Regions from separate parts of the Mus musculus genome. Here all the other regions are linked to region 1. Evidence: chromatin loops called from intact Hi-C (ENCODE). Cell type or tissue: gastrocnemius. All regions are shown on one strand.

What was found. A loop is a pair of places that touch in the nucleus more often than their neighbours do. Peaks named below come from ENCODE experiments on the same cell type or tissue, not always from the same donor. Only the 100,000 strongest peaks of a DNase experiment are listed, where the experiment ranks them.
Region 2: a loop joins it to region 1, with 4 times the contacts of the local background. A loop is called at or near these places in 6 of 42 quality-filtered maps.
Region 3: a loop joins it to region 1, with 4 times the contacts of the local background. A loop is called at or near these places in 6 of 42 quality-filtered maps.

Annotation. Positions count from the first base shown.
Region 1 is chr12:5,139,004-5,147,003 of GRCm38, forward strand. It overlaps Klhl29 (kelch-like 29), which reads right to left. Exons shown (of 14, transcript NM_001164493.1): 4 at 1,564-1,705. Among named protein-coding and RNA genes, the nearest start is that of Gm51980, 140 kb to the right of the region's middle. In gastrocnemius, a CTCF peak has its summit at 3,979 (motif pointing right); DNase peaks (open chromatin) are centred at 2,237 and 3,971; H3K27ac peaks cover 223 bases.
Region 2 is chr12:5,354,984-5,362,983 of GRCm38, forward strand. The region is part of intron 1 of Klhl29 (kelch-like 29); the gene reads right to left. Among named protein-coding and RNA genes, the nearest start is that of Klhl29, 17 kb to the right of the region's middle. In gastrocnemius, a CTCF peak has its summit at 3,737 (motif pointing left); a DNase peak (open chromatin) is centred at 4,251; H3K27ac peaks cover 418 bases.
Region 3 is chr12:5,406,984-5,414,983 of GRCm38, forward strand. It overlaps 2810032G03Rik (RIKEN cDNA 2810032G03 gene), which reads left to right. Exons shown (of 2, transcript NR_015579.2): 2 at 7,919-8,000. Among named protein-coding and RNA genes, the nearest start is that of Gm32214, 26 kb to the right of the region's middle. In gastrocnemius, a CTCF peak has its summit at 3,588 (motif pointing right); DNase peaks (open chromatin) are centred at 413, 3,002, 3,627, 3,996 and 3 more places; H3K4me3 peaks cover 391 bases.

The sequences.
Region 1 (8,000 bases):
GCCTTCACTTGGGGCCCCATTGCCCAGTTCAGTTCCTCTGAGGTTAGGGTATAAGCTGAGAACGAGGAGACAGAGGCAGGAGACTGGGAGCCCTGGAGGAAGGGCTGGGAGTTCCCTCTCAGACATTAGATGAGGAGGAGGGAAGGAGCCCAGAGGGCACAGTGACACTCAAACCAGCAGGGGCTCTGAGTGAGGATGAGGGGTCAGAAGGAGACACCTCTGAGTCCTGGTTCTGGTTCTGGGTAAGTGACATGCACACTTGTCCCATGTTAGTTTCCTCCTCTGCTGCAGGCACATAATCACAGCATGTGGGACGGCTGCAAGCCTTGTGATCACATGCAGAATAAGGCACACAATAATGTGCAAGAAATATTTATGGTTTGCGTAATGAGGGAGGGAGCCTGCAAGGCAAGAAACATTGGCAAAGTATTGCTGGCTAGATTCTAGAATAGGCTGCTGAGAGGGGACATGTTCAAGCTAAACAGAGGAAGTGAGATCACCACGAGCCAGTCTGGCCGGATGTCTCAAGGCCAAGGCCTGCCACCCCAAACTCAGTGCTCCCCAGGACTGGCTAGGAAGCCTAGAAACATGCATCAAAATGCCAGAAGCTGGCTGACAAAGCCCCAGATAGCTTCAAGATGCTATGCCATGAAGATGATTCATATTTTGATGAGATGGATGCCTGAAAGAGGCTGGAGACCTACAGAGAGGGTCTAAGTCACTCACTGCAAGCTCTGATCACTGTTTTTAGTCAATGGCTTGGTAGCTACCAGGATGGGCTACAGAGGACAATTTGGGGGCAAACTGGGAACAGAGCACAGAAAAAGGAAAAGAAAAGAACCCAAAACAAAACACAGCACCTGAAATTACAGTGCCCCCCCCCTGAAATTACAGTGCCCCCCCCCTGAAATTACAGTGCCCCCCCCCCCGGTTTGGTAGAGATTGGAGATATTTGTCTTGTGTCCCCAAACCCAGGTGCCTGAGCCCAATTATGAAGAGGTGGCCTTGTGACACCCTTGAGTCTTACTGTTGGGTCAAGATATGATATGTCTGTGGGTTGAAGAGCTATGAGTGAGGGCTGTAATGACCAATGTGGAGGTGCTGAAGGAAGAATACTGGTCAGGCAGTACGTAGGCTGTTAGCACCGAGTTGTGCTCTGCACTCTAGAGGGATGTGGAACAATTGTCTGGAAAGTGAAGGGACAGGAACTCATGGATCTTAGGACTGATGGGCTTGTGCAGAAGATGTGGAGCTGCGGGTGTCTCCAGGTATGTGTACCAAAGGGGGATTAGGGGGCTCCAGGAGCCGTGAAAGGTCAGAGCTGCCAGAGGAGGACCAAGATGCTGCAGAAGAAATTCCAGTCCTGGGGCTAGAGCATCCTGGTGCTCATGCAACTATGCTCAAGCCAATAACATCTCCCCGGAAGTGTGGCTTGAGAAACTTGGTGTCCCACACATCCTAAGCCCAGCGTCTGGGCTTCTGCAGACTCATGGGTCAGGGCCTCTAGAGAAGAACAGAGCACCCAGCTAGTCAGTGTGTCTCTGTCAGCTGATGAACACTCACCTGGATTGTCGCTCTCCCTCATCTGTTTGGAGGGCGGCTCATCAGTGTCCCAGGGCGTGGACTGATTGACAGGCGTCTGCCCCCATCGGATGCTGGTCGTGAGTCCTTGAGACTGATTGTCAGCTTTGGAGATGCCGGGAGCCTGTGGGGAAGCAGAAGAGAATGGTAAGCATGGGCTGTTCTAGGACCGTGTCTGGAACATGTTCCCTCAGCAGTATCCTTGAAACGTGAGCTTTATCTACTGGGCTCATGAGGGGAGAGAGAGAGAGAGAGAGAGAGAGAGAGAGAGAGAGAGAGAGAGAGAGAGAGAGCACAAGAGTGCCTGTATCCAGCCCCACTAACCCTGGGACCCTTGCCTCTTTTCCCAGAGGGATCATGGGATATCAGGACAGAGTATCTGCAGGTTTGCATCTGATGAGCCCCTGGCCTCCAGGAACTCTAAGCCAGTGCCTTACCATGTATCTCTATAGCAGCCTATCCCAGGGGACTAGTGTAACTGATAGAGCACTCTATACTCTGGTTGGAGGGACACCTCGGCCCTCAGACTGTCAGTCACCCACGATAACCCAAATGCTACCCACGTATCCAGGGCATGTGCTGAGAGCACTGACTGTACCTGCTTATTCTCAGACTACCAGGACTTGTGGCTTTGACAGAGAATTCCTAATGAGGTAGCAAATGTTCTGCAGAATACCACCATCAGGTGGCAAGCGAGGGCCACTGCATGATCATCCCCAGTTTCCCACACTGTTTGTTTACACATGCTCTTGGGATCCAGGTGTCCCATGGAGAAAGGGAGGGAGTTATGGGAGTTGGCTGGACAGGTCAGGCTACAGCCCCAGGTAGGAAGGACCCAGGGCACCTCAGAGAGTGCTGTTGTGAGCTCACTTTCTGAGATGAACAAGAGACAGGCCCTCAGAATGAAAGCAAACCTCAGGTGACACTGGCCTCCCCCAGACACAGTTCCTGAGAGGACATTGGTTACTAAGAAGTATACTGTCTAGAAATTTATAATGAGAAGGCACAGTGTTCCCACTGTGATTTGATGAGGAAAACCAGACCACAAGATTAGACCCGTGTGATCTCCCTATGAACTGTCCTGGTGCTGACCAATGAGAGATGGACGACCCAAATGTTGGCGAGACATTATCCTTGGATGAGAGGATTATGGGTGTCTTCTTCTCTACACTCGTATGCATTTCTCAAAATGAATGGTTCTGGGGACTGAACTCAGGGTACTGTACCAGTTTTACAGGTGTTCTACCACTGACCCCACCCCCAGATTTTTTTTTAAAAGGGTTTGTATTCCGGCCTGCCCTTGAACCCACGGCCTTCCTATCTCTCACTACCAAGTGCTTGGATTGCAGTTGTGTATCACTACATCTAAAGACTAAATTTCCTTCAATGGCCGTTATTTATAAATAGTTTTAAAATCCTAAACATACTGTAGAGGCTGGGATAAGAAAACTGGGATACAAAGGGGGCGAGGATCTCTGTGGCGTTGGCTTTGAGATGAGTCATAACAGCTCCTAAACACCCAGTCAGGCCTGTGGCAGCATGAGAACTGGGATGAGGGGCAGACGTTCTCCAGGGACTCTCAGAAGCATCTTCAGATGAAAGTCACATTTCTTATAGCATGTTCTGGTGAGTGCCTGACTCAGTGATGAAGCTGGAGGCAGAGCTCCCTGTGCGGCCCTTGTGCAGGGTGAGTCCCCTGGGTAACGTGGTCAGGAGGCTGGGCAGGGCTTCTGGAGTTTTGCTGGATCACACTTTGGTACACGGTGCCTTGTAGCAGGGCCTGCTGAGAGAGCAGGAGCCAGGCAGCATTGAGACCCGGGCGGAACTGAGCTAATTGCATTAGGCTGCACTTTACCTCTGGCCTGTACTTCAAATGCTCCGCTTCTGTGAACAGAACATGAGCAGAGGAAGAGTCTCCCAAGCACTCACATTCTTTCTGCTCTGTGTTAGCAACATCTTAAGCTGATCAGACAAGCATCCTGACCAGAGGCCCTTCTCTTGCTTGTGGCATGGATGAGGAGGTGGGGGTGGGGAGTAGTATACAAAAGGGGAATATAGCCATATTGGGAGAGAGCCATAATCGTGATGACGCATAGGAAATATTGGGGAGGCCTTCTCAGAGTTCTCTTAAGAGTCAACTTTTAACACATGCTCCGTCTGGAGGCAGAAACCATCTAGCAAGCTGCAGTCCTTCCTCTATTCCCAGGTTCCAGGATCCTGGTGGGTTTTGAGACACAGAAATTGTTCTTGAAATCTGAGGCACCTGAGCGGGAAGGAGGCTATGCTTTGCCTATTCAAGAGCCTTGTCTAGAGGGCACATTTGGATGCTGGGACCCCGCCCCCATTCTCCAGCCTCCTAGCTAGCAAGCCTGTTGGCTGACAATGTGGAAACCTTTTCTGTCAGGAGGGGGCGCTGCAGCTCCTCTCTGCTGCCCATAACCCAGAGGTTTCCCAGATAGCAAACAGCTTGGTTTAAGATTTCTGAGTCCTCTCCCTGCACTGCTGGATCTCAGTTTTCTTGAGTTTGGGTCATCAGGTTCTGTGCTATAAAACTGGGAGTTCTAATGTTGGCCCCCAAATTAGAGGGGTTTCTGAACTTGAAAAATAGCACACTTCTCCCCACAAATAAGCTTATGCACCGGCTTATTCATGTCTTGGCAAATAACTATTGGGCTGGGGTCTTGTTTTATGAACCGGCCAGGGCAGTGGTGAGGTGGGTGATGGTAATCAGACCCAGGCCTTGCTCTCAGATGGACCAGCGGGTAAATGCCTCTGAACAATGCAACCCCCCCTGTACCCCAAACAGAAGCAGGGTACTCTGGGTCTGCATAGGCTGATCCAGAGCCATGGGAGGGTGGTGTTGGTGGTGGTGGTGGTGATGGTGGTGGGGGTGGTGATGGTGATGGGGGTAGATGACTACCCAGCTGCCAGCCTCCTGTTTGTCTCTGTGTCTATTATGAAATACAAGTGTTTCTTAGAGTAAAGAAAGCCGCTCTGAAGTTCATTCCCCGCCCCTTTAGGAATGATAAATAAAACCACTCACATTCTTTCTGCTCTGCGCTAGCAACATCTTAAGCTGCAAGCAATTTGCAGTTCAGAAATTTTATTTTATTAAAGCAGTCAAGTGAATATTCCTTTCTTGATTCTGTCAACAAACAACTTAGATGCAGGAGTGCCCTTTGCTGAGAGGCCCAGGGCTTCCAGGTGAGCCATATATGGACTGACCAGTAGTATGTGAGGCAGGGAGACTGACCACAGGGGCCTCTCTTCCTGTCAAGGGTTCTAGACCCCCACCCCCCGAATAAGCACATGCAGATGCAGACTCCAAAGGTCTGGGACCCTGTATGGATCTGTGATTCTAGCTCTGAATTTCCCTATCATAGTCTTGAATTCTCACACATCTGGAATCCCAAGGAGCAATCCAGGCTTTTCTTGAGCTCAAATGAGGGCTTGCCTTAGAGAAGGAGAGCAGGACTGAGGTGGGGGAGGGGGTGGAAGAGGGGGTGGGGGTGGGGTTGGGTAGAGGGTGGGCTGCCAGTACAAGAAAGACCAGCTTCCCTGAAGAAATGGGCTGGGCAGGGCCTCCTTCACTTCCCATTTTCTTCCGCTGTCACTCTCTGGGACATCTGGGAAGCCACCTTTCCCTGGCCCTGGCTTCTGTTCCGGTAAAGTGATGGTATTCATCAGGAGAGGCCAGCCATTATAGCTCTCCCTTGCTGGCTCTGCAGGCTGGCCCTATCTGCCCATCACTGGGCTTGAGCTGGTTTTCCCCCAGCTTCCCTTTAATGAGATGCTAATGGGATGCATCATTAACACAGCAGCTTTTTAAACCTCGGCTCTTGTAAATTTTCAAAGGTCACATTTTTACGGTGGCTGACAGCATCCTGCTTCTTTCAGAGACTGAAGAACACTAAAGACCTGGGTCCTTTATGGCTGAAACTCTGTGAGGTGGCTGCACAGGCTGAAAGCACCTGCTGGCATTGGGCTGCCCTCCCAGAGCCCCCAGCAGCTTCCCAGAGCAGGAGGGTTACCCTCTTCCAGCCTGGGGAGACCAGGTACAGAGTTTCACAGGATCCACAGTGTTGCTCTCAGAATACAAAGATCCCTGGAAGAGGGGTCGAGGGAGATGGCACCAGCTGGGAGGCAGAGGTACTTGAACTCCCATGGAAGGCCTTCTGCTTCCTCTGGACATTCACACGTCTACTGCAGCCAGACAGCCTGTTTTCTGCTGGTCAGTCCAACCAGAAAGAGGACTTATCTCTACTTTGCACAAAAACATCACAAATATTTGAGGCGACCAAGTGGTCAGGAAGGTTTGAGCGATGATGGGAATTCAGAGTCCCATCTCAACTCTCCATCACCACAGTGCTCTGCACACTGCCAGGAGGTCCTGTTGACCCGGTCCTGCCAGGCAGACTCCATGAAGACCTGGCCCAACAGGTGCTATGCCTGGCATAGCTCTCCGCAGGACGAGAGCAGTGACATCACTTCTCATTTAAGGAATGAATGACTCTGCAGCGCGTGCTTCAGGAGGAAGCGTGACACACACAGGCCATGGGGCAGAGGCATGGATAATCTGCTTCTCCTTGCTGGGGACCACTGGCTGACTCCATAGCCCTGGAGGCTACTGGAGGCTGCTCAGAGGCTTGGCTAACCTAATCCACTTACAATAACCAGAAAGTGTTGATCCCCCTCCACCTCTCCTTGAGTGCCTAGGTATGGTGGAGGTGCAGGAAGTTGAGGCTGACTCTTGCTAAGGACATAAATATATCCTGGCAAGTTCCAAATACATACCATCCACTCTTCCCAAAGGTATCAAAAGAGCCAGGAAGTCCTAGAAAGCTTCCAGAATAGATGAGCTGGCAGTGGGTCACAACAGCTCAGCAGGATTGAGTATTTACTCTCAAGAGACCCTTGTCAACTGGCACATTTCTACCCTTGACACAGGACAGGCCTAGTTCATCCCCTCACATGCCCCATTTCTCAGGTCATGTGGCTGATGATGGCACCTACATCTTACAGACCTGTTGCCAGGCTAGAACCTACAGGTCTAGATGCCTTGTCACTGGGTGGAACACACAGCTAGCGTGGCTGCATCTCCTGAGTGTCACTGAGATGGGTACACCCCATGCCACCACTCGTCCCCTCAGGTATAAGAATCCCCTTCCTGGAAGAGTGCCTGGAATCTGACCCCCAATTCCACAGTTTGCTTTTGTTCTTACTCTGGTCCATAAGCACTACTGGGGGCCCAGGTTCAGCTGTGGTCAAGGTCTGGCCCTGGAGAGAGTTACAAACAGTGCCATGGGGTACCCCAACTTGGTTCAGGGGCTTGCATGACATAGCTTGAAGAGATACTTTGGGGAGCAGAGTCACATGACACCTTATTCCTACTTTTGTTAATGGCAGCACCCATGCCACAGCTAAGAAAAGGCACAACAGCCAGGGAGGCTTGTAATCCCAGCACTCAGGAGTCTGAGGTAAGAGGACTGTTGTGAGTTCAGGTTATATAAACAATTGCATGTCAGGTAGAGCCACATAGCAGGACTTGTCTCAAGAACAAAAGAACGCAACACAAAACAAAGCAAAGCAAACCCAAATCCACCCAACAACCAACAAACAACAAAAGTGTTAAGGATGGAGCGCAGTTGGAAGAGCCCTTGCCTGGTATGTAGGTAGCCATCAAGTCTGATTCCCAGTACTATATAAAACTGAGTGTGGATATCCACTTCTGCAATCCCAGACCTCAGAAAATGTAGGCAGGAGAATCAGAAGGTCAGCATCGCTTGGCTGGTGAAATGGCTCAGGGGGTAAAAGTGCTTGTCACCAAACTTGATGACCTGGGTTTGATCCTGGGACCCACAAGGTAGGGAGAGAGAACTGATTCTTGCAAGGTGTCTTTTGTTTTGTTTTGAAGGCAGGGTTTCTCTGTGTTGCCCTGGCTGTCCTAGCTTTGTAGTCCAGGCTGGCCTTGAACTCAGGCATCTACCTGCCTCTGCCAGAAGTAATGGAGGTACACAGGGAAAACGGTAGCTGTGCAGGCCAAGGGGCCTCTTAGCCTTCAACATGTCAATGCACTACATAATTCAAATTGAAAAAAGAAAACATAGGCTTAGAACTGCTGGTAGATCATGGGTGTGTGCCATTACACTCACTCTGAGCCTGTGTGAGTGTGTGTGAGTGTCGTATGTGCACACGTATGCAGAGTCAGAGGTTGATGTTGGGTGTCTTCCTCAATCACTTTCCATCTCATTTTTGAGACAGCATCTCTCATTGTTTCACCCACCTGGCTGGTCAGCAGATCAGCCAGCCCCAGGGACCCCTCAGTATCCGAGTCTTCACTGCTGGGATTGCAGGAGTGAGATGTTCTACCCTCCCTGCTTTTAATTTCCTTAAACTGAACTCAGATCTTCAAACTTGAC
Region 2 (8,000 bases), 220 kb after region 1:
GTTGTGTCAGATACAGTGGCCAACAATTATTCTGGAAAATAATACTGACAGAGATAGTTGCACTACTAGACTTTAATATACAAATAAAAATTCTATAATTAAAACAATGTGGTTTAGTACTTGGTCAGACTGGAAGGAATAAATGGGCTAAAAATACATGCTCGCCTACAAGAATTTAGCGTAAGAGAGCCAGTGATTTAAATCAGTGGGGCCAACAAAAAAATTCCTTTCCTAATCAGAGCTGGAAGAATTAGCTATTAAGAAAAAGTTAAATTTCTCTTATGTCTGAGAACAAAACGAGAAGCCAGGACAAAAAGTTGAATGTGCAAAATGAATCCTCCAACAAGTAGAAGAAAATGCAAATGAGCAGATATCTAAAGCCAGGAACGGGAAGGATCCTGTAAGCATAAAAACCAAGAGAACCCGGCACACAAAGCTGATGAATAGGACCTAGCAAATAAGGCCTTCAATGCACCCGAGAAGCCATAAACGAATTGAAAAGACAAATGACAAACCCGAGAAATATTCTAGCGTTACACCAAAAGGTTAATATCCTCTTATGCATAAAGAGTTCTTATAAATCAATAGGGGGAAAAAAGGATAAATATAAATAGAAGAAAAGCAAAGGACAGGAATGTCAATAAATGCCGAGACAAACGCTGCAGCTCACTGGTAATTAAGGAAGTACAAAGTGAGACCGTGAGATACCATTACTCACCCACCTAACGGACGCCAACTTAAAAATTACAAAAGGCAGGAGTGGGGCAAAATGAGTGTTCACACTGCTTAAGGGGGTAGGGATAGGGGGTGAAAGAGCCCAGTTCTCCAGGGGCAATATGGCAATACAGATAGATCTTAATATATGCTATCTATCTCTGTTGTGGTGACTGCAATTTCCAGGGATTAATCCTAAAGAAATATTCCGGTGTCCACAGATATTTGTTCAATGCCATCTTATTGCAGTATGTTTCATAGTAAATTTGTATAGTATTAAATAACCATATGATCTGACTATCCAACAATAGGAAATTAAATAAAAATAACACATTAGCATAATGAAATGTAAGGAAATATAGCCTTCTAAGATATTTTTTTCTGAATGAGTAATGAATGACAAGGCAAAATCAATACAAGAGGTAGAAGGAAACAAGCCGGATATAAAATGATGCATAGTTCACCCTAATTCTGCCGAGGGTGAAACATAGTAGATTGTAAAATGTTTATTGTCTTTAATCTCTGAGTGGTAAGAGTATATTTGGTTTTTTTTTTTTCTGTCAAATTTTTCCATAAAGAACACTACTTTTATAATTGGAAAGTTACATAATTTTTAAAAGATCAAATCTGGGTGATTCTATTTCTAGAATTCCATCCAAACATGATATCATTTAACACTCAACCACCCCATAGCCTGGCCCTATTATTTTCATAGTAACGTGTACAACAGGGATCTTGGTGCTTAATGTGATAAGCCAAATATTGCCCTCGGAACTCAGCCTTGGATGATCTGCCCGTTACAAAAAATTTTGAACCAAAACAACATATAATATCCACCGCAATGCCACAGGAGAGGAAAACCATTTATCTATGCTAATGATAATGTGGGCTACCAGGCCCACAGCTTCTGCTAATGATACCATCTCTGCCATGAGGACCGAGCCACACTCAGCAATGGCATTTCCGTGGGCACCAGTTCTGCCAGCCTGTCGAGTTCACAGCCACAACATAGGAGGCTTCAGGGAAGGTGTACTCAGCCGAGTAGCTGCATGAGGCATGCTAGAATAGCATGATATTTGAGGGATTATTTTTAATGATGGAATGATATTTAACTTATACTGAATTTAAAAAGTAAAATGCAAAAATTCATATGTAAATATGACCCTGTTGAAAATGTAAACCAGTAGGTTGGAGGAAAATATAATGAAATATATTAATAATAGTTATCTCCAGACAATAAGTTTAATAAACATTATTACTTCAGATCTGAAATTCTAAATAGGTATCACTTTAAGTGTCAAAATATGTTCCATGCTAATTTTAAATGGTGAATATTTATTTAGTCCCACACCCCTCTTCCTCATCTCTCCCAAATGCCCTAAGGCCAAGTTCAAGGGTCACCTCTTCCTTGAAGCACTCCTTGATTTGTTCAGTCCAGGAAGTTCCAAATGAAGCTTTGGGATTAGACGGATGGTCCCACAGCTCTAAGGTATTTGCTGCCAAGCCTGACGACCTGAATTTGGTACCCAGATGGTAGGTAAAAGGAGAGACCTGACTCCTGAAAGCTGTCCCCTGGGTCCCACACATGTACCAAGGCACGCCCGTGCTCACCCAAACAGAGAATAAATATCCAAAGCAACAACAAAGTGAAGCTTCGACTGTCGCTTCAGAAACTCTCTCATGTGTCTCTTACGACAGCGTGGCTCTTGGACTGAACTCCTATCAAGATCCTACACCTCCCCTGAAGCCTCCTATGTTGTGGCTGTGAACTCGACAGGCTGGCAGAACTGGTGCCCACAGAAATGCCATTGCTGAGTGTGGCTCGGTCCTCATGGCAGAGATGGTATCATTAGCAGAAGCTGTGGGCCTGGATACTGGCTGCTGATCATAGCCTGACTGTCCAGGGTGAAGTAACGAACAAAACAAGGGATGATAAAATTCCAGGCAACACAGTAAATTAAAAAAAAACAAAACAAAACACTAAAATTACTTAACTGTTCTAACTTCTGGGCTTTAGTGATAAATACAGACTGTGATTTGAAATAATGAGGTACAGAGGGGAAATTTTTAGCATTGTTTATCAAGCTGATACCTGACAGTCACACGATGCATCTATTGTTTTCCATGTTTCCAGTTCCATAAAAGAATCAATATTAAGGTTAACTTTTTTTGAATGGGAAGGAAGAGTTAAAATAATTTATTACCTTTGCAAGGAAATGTTAGTGCCAATTAAACAGAACTGGGATATTAGTTATTCGTCAAAGAAGCACCCTACTCCTCAATACAATACACCTGGTTATCTTTCTTTTGCCAATTATATTTTCTTGTAACATTTACAATTATTTAAATTGCACTCTGGTTTCTTCCTTCCTTCCTTCCTTCCTTCCTTCCTTCCTTCCTTCCTTCCTCCCTCCCTTCCTTCCTTCCTTCCTTCCTTCCTTCCTTCCTTTCTTCCTTTCTTATGTCATGTCTCCTTATGGAAAGCATATGTTCCATGCCAATAAATTTATTTGGGCTTAATATTGACATGGGGTAGATACTTGATAAATATGTGTTAAGTAAATAGAGAAGGAACTGGAGCTGGAGATGGTAAAGGCTCACAGGACTGATAGAGTCTTTGACCAGAATCTCAAAATAGTAGAGTCAAACTCAGTGGTAAACTCACTGATGGGTTCAGCTACAGAGGAGCCCCTGGGATCTTGGGCTAGAGATAACTCACTCTTGTAAATGATTCCTTCAGATCCCAGTTTCAGGAGGACTGAGACATTTGAAAAGGAGTGAATATATATACAGAGAGCATGTCTGGCTGATAGCACTGGCTTGCACACAGCAAGACACCACGGGTAAGGGGAGACCGACCCATGACTCCCTTGTAAACAGCTCTCCAGCCCCCTTCTCTCCCTCTGAATAACACTTGCCGCACCCCAGACCTCTCTGCTTCTCTTTGAAAACAAATCTCTTTTACAGTAGTTGATGAGAAAATGCCCTCTTGTGGGCGTGACAGTGGACCACCTCCACAGTGCCACAGATTTCTGAAAAAATCTGGTCATTCAAGAGAATTCCGTCATTTGGGTTGAACATGCATTTTTTTTTTTTTAATTTTCAAATACCAACCTTTTGTTGAAGTGCAAATACATTTTTCTAGAAGCTATTAACTGATCCTCAGTTCATGTCTGCCGTGTCTAACTTAGCAAGTTCTGCTGATCAGCGTCGTCACAAAGATAATTATTCTCTTTTCTAAACTTCTGTGCAATTTGATAATGACTGGGTGACTTTTTTTCTCCTTCTAATCATCACCCAGAATCTGCCTCCTTTCTGCTCCCAGGAACCCATCACCTGAGATTGACAGGCAGCAATTGAAAATAATAAAATTATGTAAGATGAGCTTGTAATCACCTGCATTTCACAAGAAGCAAAATGCATTTTGCTCCGGTGGAGGAACAGAAAGTTTCTTCCTCATTTTAAATCTGTATCAGAGGTAAAGCCTTCTATTAAAACACAATTCTCGGGACGCTCACAGCCTCTGGCAGACTGCCAAGGAGACTATCATGGAGCTACTGCTGCAGAGAAGCAGTTTGTCAAAGGCACCAAGGATGCTCCCAAGAAAGAGGATGCAGCCTCCTTATTACATAGGGAGGGTTTTGCCTATACCTACCCCAGCTCTGTTGGCCAGTCCCACGCTCCTGCACATGGACAGACAGACAGGCAGGCAGGCAGACAGGCAGGCAAACACACTCACAGAGCGGGGTAATCCTTTTTATGATCTGCCACAGGAAAGAAAACATTGAGACAATTCTTCCCTCTTTCACTATCTTTTACACACACACTCACACACAGAGAGCCATCTTTTTTTACAAGAAGCCACAGGAAGGAAAACATTGAGACAATTCTTCCCTTCCACCATCTTTTACATACATGCATACACACAAACACAGGTACACGTGCACACACACACACATACACACACACACACACACACACACACATACACACACACACAAAGAAGGGGTTTCTTCCTCCCTCTTTTTACTTCCCCACCCCCTTTTACTGTATTGCTATTTTCATTATGATTATTAAATTGCAGCCTCTGCAATCCAACACTTGGTTAACTGCAACCTTTTTGCTGGATAGTATTTACAGGTTGCTGTGACCACCTCGGGGTCCAGTTATTTGACAACAGTGCCATGGTTGTGAGGGCAAGGTGCCTCAGCTTTGAAGCTTTCTTAGCTACTGTTAAGACAGTCTACAAACCCGAATCTTATTAAGAGCCCTAAAATGGAAAAAAATCTGGAGAATTAATTTTTAAGAGGAGTCTATGATAGCTGTGATGAACATATTTTTTTGTAGTAGATTATATGAAGCTGATTGGTTCCCCCCTTAAAAAAAAACTGGCTGTTTAAAATTTTCTCCTATCCTATGAGCTGGTATTTCCCTGTTTCTGTTAGTGTTAATATGGGCACAGCCATTTATTGTTCTTTCTAGGGACAAAGAAGTGGCAATATTATCCTTACTCTTACAGCAACATTTCATGCCTGGGTTGGGTAAATTTTCCTTCCAGTAAAAAAAAAAAAAAAAAAAAAAATGAGGACTATCTTCTCTCTCTCTCTCTCTCTCTCTCTCTCTCTCTCTCCCTCTCTCTCTTTCAAGACAGGGTTTCTCTGTGTAGTCCTGGAATAACTGGAAGTTTTTTTAAATTAGGGAGAGAATTGGTATTGGCATTATATTGTATTTTCAGGTGCTCTTTTTTTTTTGTATGTATATACTTCAGTTTCATCATAGTATACAGGTAATTATGTTTCTGATTTCTTTTAATTAACCAAGTTTCCATCATAATTAAACACTACTCTTTCAGCCAAACATATGATAAAGTCTCGTTAGAAGCTTCATTCTCAATTTTCAAAGAAGCGCTTTCTGTTTTTCCTAGGGCTCCTAGAGAAAAAAAAAAATCCATGCTAGTTTTTAAAACCTCACCTCCGTACCCAAATTCCTGAAAAAGAACAAGTTCTTCCCATGATAAGCCAGACTTTATGGTCCATGATCAGGCAGAACGGTGTACTGGTGGGTGCTAGGGAGACAGGACTCAAATGAGAGCCTGGACGGGATCATGGACAGTCAAACACAGGCTGGATTCCCAATCTGAGGTTCGCTTACTGAAAGTCTCTTAGCCAGCCGGTGGGAAAATGGACCAATGATTATCTTTCCTGGGTCTGATTCAGATACAGAGTCATTTCACACCCTGCTGAAGGGATCCCTTATCAAGTCGCACGGTTTACGAAACAACAGCTAACGTGGTCAGAGAGGAAGTTCTACTGGGTTTGCTCTTTTTCTATCCAGGGCAGCTGGAAGCACAGCAGAGGAACTCAGGAGACGATGCCTGGCTGTTCCTGGCTCTTGTGTGTGCTAGCTTGTTGGGACTAGTTCTGGCTCTACCTAGCCCATCTTAGAGTGATGGCCTTTTCTATGCCTCATGTGTCTAAACTGCAATCCATGAGCATTGGCCTAGATCTTTCGAGAAAAACAACAAAGGAATATACACAAAAGATGAGGCCACCATTTTATCAGAGGGGCATAAGGCAGTCCAGCCAGCTTCCAGCAGGGGAAGCAGCCACCTGTACCAGAGTCCCTACCAGTCTAGAAGGGTGAGCAGGATTCGAACAGGCAAACAGGGTAGCGGATCAAGGGGAGTGCAGGGGAGGTGGGACTGAGTTGCTTTAGTGAGCTAGCCAAAGGCCCTTGTTCAACAATGACCATTCTGAGCCTCCAGCTTCTCCAGGACAGCAAATCTCTTAAAAAAGTGGGTGTTTTTCTCTGCCATGGGTCTCCGTGTCCAGGCCTTGGCTTGCAGATCTGGGCTCTGTGCTTTATTCCCAGACTAAAGGCATCGACATAGCTAAGGAATGTTATCAACCAGTCCTGAGGATTCAAGCCATGGAACAAGATGCTGAGCTGGGGACTGGCTACCCAACCCCTCTGCCTGGAGGACATGGTGTCTGTCTGACTAGTTCTGTGGGTAACTGTCAGAATTATCTAGGGATAAATGGGTATATCAAGCTATTACAGCTCAGGGACATGAACATGTGAGGCTACCCACCAAGTCCTTATCGCCAGTGTGGTCACCAAGTAGCCTCCTGAGTGTGCTTTAGCTTCCTGCCGGGGTGATGTCTGCTCAGCAGCAACACAAGTGTCTAGCCCTCTGGTTGCTAGAGAGAAACAGCAACAACATGCCTTCAGCTCTGACTTTGTAGGAAGTCCAATAAGTCAAGTAAGAAAGTGTTTGGGCCAGGAAGAAAGATTGATTGGAAAAGTCACAAGAGAACTTGTGGAGTGGTGAGAATCTTTCATTGTGTTGAATGATGATCATGTAGGCATTTGTAATTATTGAAACTGGTATAATGAACATCCAGATCTATGAATTTCATTATATTGCCTCAACTGTTACAAAATAAATCAAACGAATACATGTCCAGTTGGAATTGGGGTGGGCTATACATATAAAAGTTGCCGAATTCTTGACCTTATGAATTCTGAAAATAATGCAATTAAAGAATTAATTTGGGAGTGGGCTGGGGAGATAGTTCAGTGGTTAAAAGCACTGGCTGCTCTTCAAGAGGACCTGGGATTGATTTCCAGCCAAGTTCATAACTGTATGTACACTCCAGTCTCAGAGGGACAAAGACCCTCTTCTGGCCTCCTTTAGCACTGCATGGAGGTGGTACACAGACATACAGACAAATACACATAAAATAAAATTTAAAAATTAAAATAGACTCATTTGGAAATATTTAGAAATCTGTTTCATCACAATAAAAATAACCTAGCCTTCTAGTTTTCTCAGTGTACAGTTCTGTGACCTTCTGTATATTCTCTTTGCTGGGTAAGGGTCACTACCAGCAGAACATTCATTTTTCCAAATGGAAAGTGTAAATCCATCAAACAGTAGCTTCCTGACTGCCATCGTTCTGTCTTTCTTCCTGTGAATACGGCTAATTTACGTACCTCACACAAGTACCCACACACAGCATTTGTCCTTTGGTGACTGATGCATTCCACCTACCACAATGCCCCTACATTTCACGCATGTGAGAGGATTCTCTTCCTTCTCAAGGATTCCTATTCCTCTCTTTGATGGTACTGCATCCTGGATGTTATTCCTTATTTTGCAGGTGCTATGGCCTGGATACTACTCCTTATGCAGGTACTGCATCCTGGATGCTATTCGTCTCTATGCAGGTACATCCTAGATGCTATTCCTCTCTATGCTGGTACAGCATCTACTGCTGGACAAG
Region 3 (8,000 bases), 270 kb after region 1:
CCATCTTTCCTCAGTGGAGCCAGGGCAAATGATGATCCTTTTGGAAAACAAGGACTTGGGAATTTTTCCATAGAACTTAAAAAAAAAAATACAGCCCTTCTCTTCTGTTACAAGATCAATAACAACAGTGATGGTGGTGGTGGGTGTGCTGGTGAGTGTGTGGTCAGGACTGGCTGGGCCGGCTTTCTCTTTCATGATAGAGTATCGACATGTGGAATTTTAGTCTCTTGTTTTCTCATTGTCTCAAACGTGTCATCCTGATCTGCGCGGCTGGTTAGCCATGGTGGTGTTGTGATAACTTCTCTGTTGCTGTGGTAACCTGTTGAAATGCCATCTAACTATGATAGGACATTTTTTTCCCTCCCCATGTTGGGGGCTAGTCTACATGCTGTCTGGTGTCAGGCCAGCTGCCAAGTCCCTGTTTCACTGTCATCTGGTCGGTCAGGGAATGGGAATGTTTATGTGTCCTTTATTGAAAGATGCTCATGACTGGATGAAGAAAACTTACTGTGAGATTTACATGACATCAAGCAGCCAGACTCATCTGTGAGCCCCCTTCCCGCCCGCATCCCCACCTCCACTAACCGGATGGAAGTGGCTCATTGCTTTAGTACCCGAGAGACACAGAAAGGGCTTCGGAAGCTTCAGTGAGTTCGCCTGGGAGCTCTCATCTATGCCCGTGCCTAAGCAAGGCTTGCCTCATTTCCACCTCCTCCCCAGTCCCCACTTGAGCTCCCTCTCCAGGAAGGCTTCCTCTCAGTGCTCCTGTCTCCTGCTTGCAGCCACCAGCTTGGAGTCTCCATGTGGTTGCTGCACCAGATCTTAAAACACCGTCTCTGTTAACAGAGCCCTGAATGTCCCCTCAAATCATTGACCCCAAGGGTAGCACACTCCCATAGGCCAGAATCTAGAAGCCTCCTGTGGACCTTCTGCCCTATTCCCTTTGGTCCATCCAGGTCTTTTGCTACTATTTTTCTTTTGTTTATTTTATTTTATTGAGACAGAGTCTCATGTATCCCAGTGTGGCCTCAAATTTCCTATAGTAGCTGAAGGACGCCCGACCCCTTTCCATGCATGATCACACACACACACACACACACACACACACACACACACACACTTCCCAGGTGCTGAGATTACAGATGTATGCCAACACACCTGGCAATCCTGTTGATTCTGCTTCCAGAATCTACTCTCTGGTTCATTCTCTATATGGAAGTCATCTTGTAACTGAAGTTGGACCAGAATACTCAGCTTGCCAAAAGTCATCGTTGGACTCCTGTTACACTTATAATGCTATCTGAATTCTGTGTAGAGCTCTGCAAGGCTCTTGAGCATCTTTGGGACCCTGTCCTGTGCTTCCGTTCCCTTACTCTCCTTCCTCAGTGGCTCTTCCTTGTTCTTGGCTACACTTTCCCACCTCTCTCTCACCCCTCTTACTATGCTGGAAAAGAATTCCAGGGTCTCATGCCTGCTAGGCAAATAGCCTTATCCCTGAACTATATTCTCAATGGGAGAATTCTAATGGCTTCCATCTGTTTGAACTGCATTTGTTTGCTTGTGGCCTTCTCTACAGTGAGCATCATCCTTCCCCTGGCAATATGTCCTTTTTATGTCTGTCCTGGCCACTCCCTTGGAGTTCCCTCTCTGCCCACTATGATAGACCAGGCATAGATTCCTTGTGTTTTACTCACAGTGCTCCACATTGTGGAAGGACCTGCTTGTCCATCTCCCCATGGCCCAACTCTCTGACTGGCCCATGAGATTCATGAGAGCAATGTATCTCCTTCATCATGCCAAAAACAGTGTCATGAATTTTGAGCCCATAAATTGAAACAAGCAGGTGCTAGTGTCATTTGGGAGGAAGTGCTAAGATTGAGGGAAAACACAAAACAGCCTTGCTGGCCTAATTCTAGACATGACTGCGGCTCCACAGGGGGGTAACAATGGGCAAGTTTGTCACTTAAAATTTCTTATGCTCATTCTGCTTTTCTCTCAGCTGTTTAAAGATAAACATGGACTCAATTGTCATGAAAAAACTTAGCACAAAGTTTTCTGTTAGGATTAGATGTTATGTGAAAATACTTAACATCCTGCCTTATACAGAGAAGTCCAAAATTAAATACAAATGTCCTGTAATACTCTTATATTTTACCATATTCTTATCATTTTTCATGGTAGACTGCATCTTATTCTTGGAGGGAGAAAGGAAAGCATGTGTTCTTAATATCATAAAAATACTCATTTGATTATTCATCATTATATATATTCATTTGGCTCATAATAGCTCCAAGTAGAAATAACCCAATTATATATCAACTGATGAATGCATGAATAGTATGTATATAATGTTGAATTCACACAATAGAGTATCATTTAGCAATAAAAAAATGAAGTGTTGATACATATTACAACATCGATGGACCCTGAAACATACCGGGAACAAAGCCAGTGATGTAGGATGCTGGGCTATGCTGCAGAGTCGGAAGTAGACAGAAAGTAGATTACTCCTAGCCTTGGGCTGTGGAGTTTGGAGGGAATTTGGAGTGACTGCTAATGGATGTGGCATTTCTATTTGGGGTAATGAAAATGTTCTAAAATGGATGGTAGTGATAGATGTTCAACTTTTTGCATATACTAAAAAGTACAGAATTATATTTTCAGTGGGTGGATTCTAATGGTATGTGAATTATATTTCAATAAAGCTGTTCAAATTAATTAATTTATTGAATTAATGTGAAAGCAGCCTGGCTCTCTGATGACAGCATGACTGAGCAGGGAGTGAGTGGGGCTCTGTGTCAAATGCCAGCTTTGATTAGATGTGGATAATTGATCACCCCTTCCTCCTTCCCTCTCTCCTCCCTTCCGCCTTACATTTAAATCTTTTGGAACCTTGACCCAGATATGAGTCAGGCGGGGGTGGGAGGTAGGTGAGAATGGTTATCTTTCAAGAGCTGAGGTGTGGCCAGCAGAGTGGAAAACGTTGCATAAGGGGTAGCGAGACAGGATGCTGCTCAGTGGGCATTCTGGAGGCCCAGCAAGAGAATGTGGGCTTAGAAACATCTTCAGTCACAGCAAGTATGCTAAAAGAATTTGTATGTGACTTCAGCAGACACCCACTCTGTGGATGAATGAGGTTAGAGACAAAAGGGCCTCTCTAGTGCAGAGGTGGGGCACACAGCAGTGATGTACAGGTGCCAGAAATCTGGGATATGGGTGGGGCCTTTTCCAGGAGAGCATCCTAGAGAGTTAATGTTGGTTCAAGCAAGCAAGCAAGCAAACAACCAACCAACCAACCAACCAAACAAACAAAACAAGCCAGCAGACTAGATAGTTGGCTTGGTGAGGTAGCACGGATGTTTTCGTTTGGTGGGCAGCTCAGTTTGAGGCTGGCTGGGCAGTTTCCCTCATTCCTGACTTGCCTGACCAGGGTAGAATAGAGTGGAGCCCTCTCCTAGGTCGGGGGACAAGTAAGTTTTGTGGCAAATGGTTGTCTCTCTCGAGCTAGGGAGTTGCTGTAGCTTTTAGCAGGCTGAATGGTCCTGGCGGTAGAGCTACGGCAAACTCTGCGCGAGAAGTTCACCGCTAGAGGGAGCACTGTGACGTTCTACGTCAACAGCACTGGGCTCTCCCAGCTGCGAAGCCAAGCCGACTGGCTAGAAGCCAGGGTTTTGGCACCGGGGGAGGGGATGTTCTTAAGAAACTTATTTTCTCCACCTTTGCTCTTTCCATTTAAAGATTTCTCAGAAGAAACTGGACCCGAAAATCCTGAGTTTTTGGCAGGGTTCTTAGAGTGCCTCCCTGACCCACACCCCCATTTTGTGGGCTTTGGGTATGGGATGCCTGCTGAGGTCTGTATAACTCTGGAGTGGTTAATAGGAAGGGGGGTGGGGTGGGGGGAGAGACAGAGAATTAAAGCGAGGCCAGACTGGTAGAGGTTCTGCCAGTGTGAGAGAACCGGAAAGAGCTTGGAGAACAGGCTGAAGAAAGTGAAAGGGGGGAGGGGCGTGGAGTTAGGGGGTTGCAGTAGCTTTTAGCAGGCTGCATGGTCCTGGTGGTAGAGCTACAGCAGACTTTGTGGTGGCTGTGCAACAAGCACCCACAGCTTGTCAGGATGCTCTGCTTTGGCTTTTTAACATTGGGTAAGGGGCACATGAGATAGCTAGTGAGTGCCCCTCTAAATTTTTTTTTTTTTGGCACGATAACATCCCCCTGCCCCCACCCCCACCCTCCATTCAGTTGAGCTAGCCTTCCATGGTGGCTGACCCTTCTGGAAGCATGGCTAAGACTGGAAGTGGTAGGTGTTCAGAGCAAAAGCCTTCATTCTTAGCTCCCACCTAGATGGCCACTATGTTCTTGAATCCCATCCTAGCTCTCATATGGCCCAAGCCATACTCCAACAGTAGGAGACCCAAAGCCTCCTCCCGCACTGGTTCTTGGTCTGGGAGGTAGATTCTCCTAGCAGCCACTCAACACAGGCAGCAGGTGTATAAGGGGTACATGCTGGATTTGTGCCCGCCCACAGCACTCCACAGAAGCTTCAGGAAGATGGCACCCCATCTGCAGCAGAGCAGGTCAGACGGGGCCTGCTGAGGCTCCTGTCACTGCTGTTGTGAATACTGGTGATTGCCATGGTTACCCGGAGCCTGGGAGCTCTGACAGTTGGAGAACTAGCAGGAGAAGATGGCCTGAAAACCTCCCTGGGGGCTAGGAGATCCTGGACTAGAGAAGATGTTTTGCAAGGGTTTAGATGATCCACAAGTCAGGGGTCTCTTTCTCGTTTTGCTAGGTCCTAGGAGGACTGAGAAGAGGGAAGGACTGAGGCTGGGACTGGTCCTCGGGGAGTTGGTAGTGAGATAAGGCGGTTGGTCACAGAGCTCCCTAGAGATTCAGTACAGATCCCTGGGGACCCAGAGGAGCTCCGGCTCCTCTTTTAGCATGCTAGCATGGGTGCTGTGACTGCCCTCTCCCTAAGTAGGATGCTGTCCAGGTATGCAAAACACCCGCACTGCCAGTGCTTACACACTCCAGTTCCCTTCTAGGTCTCGGGTTTTTCAGTCTGCAAAATGGGGTCAATGATTAGTAAGTCCCTACCTACTTCGTGTCAATGAGGATTTCTTAAATGAATAATTTTGTGTGTTGGAATGAGCAGACAGATTTCAGGTCTTTAGAGAAAAAGCCTTATTTATTAACAGCATCAACGCATGGAGCAGAGATTCCATGCAGCCCTTTTGCTGTCTCTCCACTGCTGGCTGAACCTGGAGCTCCATTGCCTCTCCGAGAACATGAGACTCTGCACAGCTGTCCAACCCCAGCTCTGGGAGTTCTCAGAGGCTAAGAGAGGAGGGGCATCGTGTGAGCAATGAACGGGCGTTTTGAGATCAGTGGAGAATGATGGAGCAGGAAGCCAAGGCTCTGGTACAACAGCAAAAAGGCTGGAGGTTGGTTCTCACAAAAGAGCCTTGTTCAGTGGCAGAAGCTCAGGGTGCTGGGTGCGGAGTTCACTCCAGGCCAAGAAGGTCAGCTTCTCTGCTGTCCCTTCTTTCTCTTTTTGATACACTGTCACTATATGATCACTCAAAGAATGAGAAAACAGATATACAGAAAAACATAGAATAAAGCCCATCAAGTCAGTGATCTGAGCCACACAGTCCTTGGCATATAGACACTATGCTGTGCCCAGTACAGAAGGTGCCATGATTGCGAAAGTGGCATATAGACTCTATGCTGTGCCCAGTACAGAAGGTGCCCACCATTGTGGAAGTGGAGAGATGCACTCAAAATGGAAGGTTAGAAAAAAAATACCTGTCACTCACTCTGTGTAACATACACATGTGACATATATTTGCATATATGCAAATAAATATATATTTATATATTTGGTTATAATTGCCATATAAAATATTTTTACTATATTATATATCTACTATACACCACACAGATACACAGAGAGAGAGAGAGAGAGAGAGAGAGAGAGAGAGAGAGAGAGAACTTGTTTCTCTCCTTTGAAGAATGTAATATGGTAGAGCTGATCAATGGAAGGAATACCTCAGTAGTTTGGGTTTGATTCTCAGAAGTCGGTGCATCTTTGAACTAAGGTCAGGAAGGGAGTGATAGGCTGGAGTGATGACTCCTAATCAAAATGACAGGAAGGGAATGATGTGACATGGGGCTATGACAGAGCCACTCTGGGCTGGGCAGGAGAGGAGCCAAAAAAAGAAACAGAGTGACAGTACTGTCCCACTATACAGGACAATCCCCCACCTCTGCAAAAGCTGTGATTGTCCCTCGGTGTGGCTCCTGAATATGATAGCCACTTCCCAAAGTTACTTGATTCTTGAGGCAGGCCATAGTCCAACAACAACAACAACAACAAAAGAGAATTATTAGGGAAGATATCTATCATCCATCTATCTGTCTATCACCTAGTATCTATCTATCTATCTATCTATCTATCTATCTATCTATCTATCATCTCTGTATCTGCATCTATCTAATCCATATCTTTATCATCTGTATTTATATGTCTATATCTATTGTATTCCCCTAACTATTGCAAAGTATGCAATAGTTTAGTCAGCAGACAAATAGTTGAGCAACATATATAAGAATGTTCTGTACTCTAAGTGACTTAGCCTCAACTCAAGAAAACCATAACCTGTTACTTTCTGAAAGCTGTTTTGGAGCACTGGGCCCAGACATAGGCTCTTAGTATAGTAGCATAATAGCAACATTGTACATGTGTAGGAAACATGGTGACTGGAAACCAGAGCTTTAAGGACACATATCTTGGCATTACATGTTTTACTTGAGAGGGGAAGGTGTTCGAGTCCTTTTGTTGCTGTAATAAAATACTGACATTAGGGGAAGAAAGGATTTATTTGTCTTACACTCTAGGTCATCGGAACAGGAACTTGGAGCAGAAGCCATAGAGGGACTCAGCTTGCTGGCTCGCTCACATGCTCATGATTAGCTAGCTTTGTTGTATAGCTCAGTACTACCTGTCCAGGGATGATATCAGCCACTGTGGGTTGGGCCCTCCTACATCAATTAACAGTCAAGACAACTCCCCAAAGATATGCTCACAAGCCAATCTGATTTATGCTTTCCTCTTAGATGAGTCTAGGCTGTGTCCAGTTGGCAAGGGTAACTAGACAGAAGGCTTGGGATCCCTAACAGCTGCCCATGGATGCTGGAGCATTGCCCTATTGTAGAAAGAGGTGTGTGTGTGTGTGTGTGTGTGTGTGTGTGTGTGTAGCAGGCATTAAAGGAAGTGATCTCATTAGTGGAGATGATACTAGAAATTTTCTTTTGGGAGACAATGGGCTAGATGACCTTTGAAGCTACTATCAGATTGAAATGTCTGCACATCCAAAAATGATTCTAAAATGTCTTTGGAGGGTAGTTTCAATCAGCAGGGGAAAGTAGGAAGATCAGAGAGTCCCACTTCATAGATTTATTATTTCATGTCTTTTAGACCCTCCTCTGCCACATACCTCTGGCAACTTTAGCAGACGGGGTCATTAAGTATTTTGTATATATGTGTGTTCGTGTGTGTGTGTATGTATGTATGTGTGTGTACACACATGTGTGCATGTATAGATGGGGTCCAGAGGTCAACCTCAGATGCTGTTTCTTAGGAATTCTCTACATTGTGTTTTGAGGTGGGTCTATCACTGGGAGCTGGAGATCACTGTGTTAAACTACACTTGGCAGCTAGTGAACTCTGGGATCTTCCTGACTTTGCTTCCCCATAGCTGTCACTGCAGATGCGTGCCATCCTGCCTGGCCTCTTGCATGGGTGCTAGGATCCAAACTCAGATCCTTTTGTATACACAGCTGGTCAATTACCCTAGTTACGGACTGGATTATTATTGAGTAAAAAACCACTTAGAGTTTCCCGTTTCTTCCTTCCCAGGATGAAGCATCCCTGTCACCATGAGAGCAGTGTATGGAGGAGCATGCGTAGGCTTGGACTGCTGGGGTCTGCATTCTCGTGC